Linked DNA regions of Homo sapiens: region 2 is linked to region 1. A link is a loop called in an ENCODE intact Hi-C map of the cell type or tissue named here. Cell type or tissue: endothelial cell of umbilical vein. All regions are shown on one strand.

What was found. A loop is a pair of places that touch in the nucleus more often than their neighbours do. Peaks named below come from ENCODE experiments on the same cell type or tissue, not always from the same donor. Only the 100,000 strongest peaks of a DNase experiment are listed, where the experiment ranks them.
Region 2: a loop joins it to region 1, with 8 times the contacts of the local background. A loop is called at or near these places in 3 of 110 quality-filtered maps.

The regions. Positions count from the first base shown.
Region 1 is chr7:134,700,429-134,702,928 of GRCh38, forward strand. All of the region lies in intron 1 of LOC124901750 (a long non-coding RNA gene), which reads right to left. Among named protein-coding and RNA genes, the nearest start is that of BPGM, 55 kb to the left of the region's middle. RefSeq lists a silencer at 2,469-2,500. In endothelial cell of umbilical vein, a CTCF peak has its summit at 1,036; DNase peaks (open chromatin) are centred at 1,053 and 2,363.
Region 2 is chr7:134,514,716-134,517,215 of GRCh38, forward strand. No RefSeq gene overlaps it. Among named protein-coding and RNA genes, the nearest start is that of AKR1B10, 12 kb to the right of the region's middle. In endothelial cell of umbilical vein, a CTCF peak has its summit at 31; DNase peaks (open chromatin) are centred at 66 and 1,326; H3K27ac peaks cover 1,156 bases.

The DNA.
Region 1 (2,500 bases):
TATTTATATCCTACTGCTTAGGGTCATCACCAAGGTCTGATTGCAAAAATTCAAAAATTGCAATCTCGGGTATAAATGGGTTAAATGTTCTCTTATTTTAACCCTTATCTAAGCTGTGTGACCTTAGGAAAGAACATGGCCTCTCTGAGCTTGGATCCTCATCCATGTGGACTCACACTCTCCCAGGTCCTCCCAGTTCCCTGATCATGTTCCTTTCTTTTTTTGCATTTTGTTTTGTTTTGTTTTGTTTTGTTTTGAAATGGAGTCTCGCTCTGTTGCCCAGGCTAGAGTGCAATGGCATGATCTCGGCTCACTGCACCCTCCGCCTCCTGGGTTCAAGCTATTCTCATGTCTCAGCCTCCCAAGTAGCTGGGATTACAGGTGCCCACCACTGCGCCCGGCTAATTTTTGTATTTTTAGTAGAGACGGGTTTTCACCATGTTGGTCAGGTTGGTCTCGAACTCCCGACCTCAGGTGATCCGCCCGCCTCGGCCTCCCAAAGTGCTGGGATTACAGGCGTGAGCCACTGCACCCGGCCTCATGTTCCTTTCTTTCCCCCACTTATTTATAAACTTACATTCTTGAATAGAACATCTTTATTCTTTTGCTTTTCCAGTATGTTAAGGCAGTAAAAAATATTTTTGGAAAATACTTAACTTCATGATTTGCCATATACATTATTTTTTACCTAATCCAGGACTGAAAATAGTTAATTTTTGTAGTTGACCATTCATGTGATGTTCTTTCTTTCCATCTGAAGGTAATGTGGAGGCGACATTAACATAACGAAAGCATGGAAGAAGTAGAAACGTCAGTCTTTAATACTGAGCTTCATAACTCTTCCTTCATATACATCATTGCCAAATCAATGTCGGCATTTCAAATTGCTTTGGGATAGCACACCAGCTTGAGAGGAGTTGAGGTGAAGCCTCTCCTTTTGGTCTTCCTGTTGAATAACTACACTGAAATTCACCAACATAGTCAGTGGTGGGCTTTAGGCCACTGAATTAAACCAAGCTCACTGGCCCCATCTAGGGATCAAAAGCATTTAGCCCATGTTCTAACCATTGAATTAGACATCAAAGGTCCAAAGTTCTGAGACTGGCTTAGAATAACCCTTTACCTCCAGGCGGCATAACCTCCAGAACATTCCTGGAGGATGAACTTTTGGCTTTCACCAGCCTGACTGTTAAGCCAGCCACCATGGAAGATGAAATGTCTCACCAGAAATCACTCCCAGGTGGCAGTTCGTGCCTGTTTCCTCTCACATGGCCATCATGGGACGTCATTCTGGAAATCATTCTGCAGCTGTATGAAACCAGGGCCAAAACCCATTCCCCTACCCTGGAAGCAAGGGAAATATGGATATGGGAGAAATGAAATTTACTGACTATTGGTGATGAGGTGCTGTTGTCAAGGGTAAGAACTGGGCAAAAACTTTAAGAGGCTGAACACCTTTTGTTTTATCAAGAAAACTGTGAAAAACCCAAGGCAAAACAAGCAAGAAGCAAAATGGCCAATAGTTTGTCTCCAGCCAGGCCTCTATAAAGACCAGGAGGAGCAGCCTCCCAGGAGTCAGGGAGATAGATAGGCTATCTTCTTGTCTAGTCACTGTGAGATGACAAGGTCACAGGGTCACTCAGCTTTGTTTGTAGAATCCTGAGCCCCCTAAATCCAGTCTTGGATAGGAGGAGTGGGGAAGAAGCTTTATGGAAGGAGGAGTCTTATCAAGATTCTGGGGGACCCGCAAGTGGCTCTGGGCCTGGGAACAGCCACTCTGCCATATTTGCTAAATACCTGTCACCAGCAGAATCCTGCTCTAGATGCTGAGAGGAGCTACAAGGGCTATGAAAGTTCTCTCCATCATGGAGTTTGAGGTATGAATCGACCCAAAACCAGTCTGTAAAAATGCATGTGATCATGCATTTACTGTCCCCCTCAGCTGCATAGAAAGCTACACTAAAGCTACCCCTGCCACTCAAGGGTGGGACACACCTGCAACTTCAGAGTTGGAAAGCACCCACAGTAATCCCGTTGAACAATCCTCTCCCCGATTTACAGAAGAAACAATACCCATGCAGTTGGGAAGAGGCAGCATGGGAAGAAGAACTCCAGGCTGCTGGAGCCCATGAGAGGTCCGGTCCCGCCCAGGCTGCCTGACTCTTCTTGTGAGTTAGGAGAAGGGAGTGAGAGAGGCCAGAATCCGACCATGTGAGCTTTAATCCCCTTTGTGATATAGTCTGTGCTTACAAATGGTTAAGACAGTGTGTGGCTTTGCCTCTTTTTCTGCCCACATGCTGACAATTTTGTTGAACAAAATTACAAGAATAGCACAAGGATAACCTTTCCCCTGCCCTCTGCATGGGTCTTCCCGACATTGTTATGCTCGCCTGTCTTGTGCTATTAGATCAGCTTTCTTATTGCATCTATGCATTGTGGAACATTCTGGCTACAAGCCTGCGTGCTGGAGCCAGACTGCCTGGGTTCAAATCCCACCACT
Region 2 (2,500 bases), 190 kb before region 1:
GCAGGTTTCTTTACGTAACCCAGTTAGTAGAAATTCATCATCAGACCACTAGGGGGAGTGTGGACTGATTATGGGGAAAAGCGCCAAGAAGAAAGCAAAAAACAACGTGGCTACAAGTAGCCACCAGGAAAAGAGGGTGGAGAGTGATAGATAGATAGATAGACAGATAGATGATAGATAGGTAGGTAGATAGATAGATAGATAGATAGATAGATAGATAGATAGATAGATAGATTTGTGGGGAAAAATCTAAGTGGACAATTCTGCTGTCTGTTCTTTACTGCCTGCTGTCCTCTGAAACAATTTTAAATCTTCAACACCTTCCCTTCAAGTTCAGCTGAGGATCACTTTGCATATTTCAAGACGTCAGACGCATCGTGAAAATAGACAAGTGCCACCTAGTTGTCCTACTGTCAATTCCACCACCTCCCTCCATCCTCTGCTGTTGTATACTCAAATGAAGGTTTCTTCCTGTTACAGAAGGAGGCATGACTGTGGTCCTACCCAGGACTTTCTAAGGGATGGGAGAGCAAGAAGAGTTTCGGTGCATCTATTCTCAGATGCTCACGGAGTCTGAGCTGGTGCCTTTTATACCCTGCTGGTCATACAGACATATTCTTGCCATACAATCAGCCCCAGTGCCAGACTTCTCTGTGTGTGTCGGGGCGGGGGGTGGGGGGATGTGTCGTGTCCATGCCAGGTGCAAGTCATGCATCTCATCTGGGAGTTACATTTCTGATTTCAGTTAGACAGTTCAGGTGATTTCAAGGCCTGCCAGAATGAACCCTAACAGCACAATCCACCCTAGACCCATGGTCAGCCTTTTTACGACAAAACAATTACTCTTAGTTTGACAGCAATGTCAAACTCTGCCTCTCTCCTCCACTTTATAAGGACCCATGTGATTACATCGGGCCCACCAGAATAATCCAGGATAATCCCCTCGTCTCAAAGTCAGCAGATTGGCAGGCTTAATTCCATCTGCAACCTTAATTCTCCTTTGCCATGTAACCTAATATATTCACAGGTGCCAGGGATTAGGGCATGAACATCTTTGTGGGGGGCATTATTTTGCCTACCACACCCTGTGTTATTTCTCATAAGAGTATAAACTTGAGGCTATATCTCTGTTATGTCTGGAGTGCACAGGATTCAAAATGTTTGGAGTACACAGTCAAACTCCTTTCCTCTGGGTATATGGCTTTAACAAATATTGCTTCCCAAGGAAAGAGGCTCTACAACAGGGCCCATCTATTCCCCATGGGAAACGCTCTAATGCTTTTCCAAATTTGTCCAATCACCATGAGTCACACTATAAAAAGAATGGTCAGCACTGAGTCATGGTGCTTAAGCCGTGGAAGAACATGTCGGTAGGTTGCTTTCTCTAATTAAACATTTTCATTGACTGGGTGGCTTATAAGTCTTCTGTGAGTATGTAACTTGAAATTCTGCTGTGAGATGCCCTGGTCATTGTGTTGGGGATATCTCAGACTCCATTTGAATTAAGACATCTAATAACCCAGCTGTGCTGGCATGCAGGCTCATTCCCATTTCCAGGTTTGGGCATGTCATCTTAGTAGCTGCTATAATTGTCAGTCCTGTACTGTCATGCCAGGTAACTTGTCATCTTTGTCCCTCATCCTGAAATAGGATGCTTCTAGTTTTTCTATTTATGTTAGGTCTTTTTCTTCAACATGTCTTTCCTTATTAAAAATGAATTCTGCCTGGTCAACGATTTCTAGCCCAGTTTCCAATCTTCCTAAAGCTCTCTTACTTTGGGTGGGCTGATGCTGTTTGAGCCACCAGACACATTGTTGCCATTGAGTACTCATTGCTTTAGTGTAATTTGGAAATAAAGTGGAGATCCAAAAATGTTGAATTCTTCAGGGTAAGGACGTATAAGTAGTAGTGATCCCTAGGTAAATTTTGGTTTGTGTATATTGTAATGCTTCTCAGCAGACAGACTTAAAATGGAGCTTCTTTGAGCCTTGCACTCCTATTGGAGTGTTTTTCTTTTCTTTTCTTTTCTTTTCTTTTCTTTTCTTTTCTTTTCTTTTCTTTTCTTTTCTTTTCTTTTCTTTTCTTCCCCCAAGTTGGAGTCTCGCACTGTTGCCTCGGCTGGAGTGCAATGGCGTGATCTCGGCTCACTGCAACTTTCCGTCTCCCAGCTTCAAGCGATTCTCCCGCCTCAGCCTCCCGTGTAGCTGGGATTACAGGCACCCACCACCAGGCTTGGCTAACTTTGTATTTTTAGTAGAGACGGGGTTTCACTATGTTGGTCAGGCTGGTCTCAGAACCATACATGTCTAATTGCTGGCTTTTCATTCTCAGGAATGCAGGATCACCAAGTTGTATATCATTACTTTCTCTATCAGTGATCCAAGTATTTTAATTGTGCCTTCACCTCTTCATGGATTTTCTTTTTCTACTCACAACGGCTTTTTTAAAGACATAATTTTATAACAGATGGAGCATTCAATGGATAATTTATATCCCAATA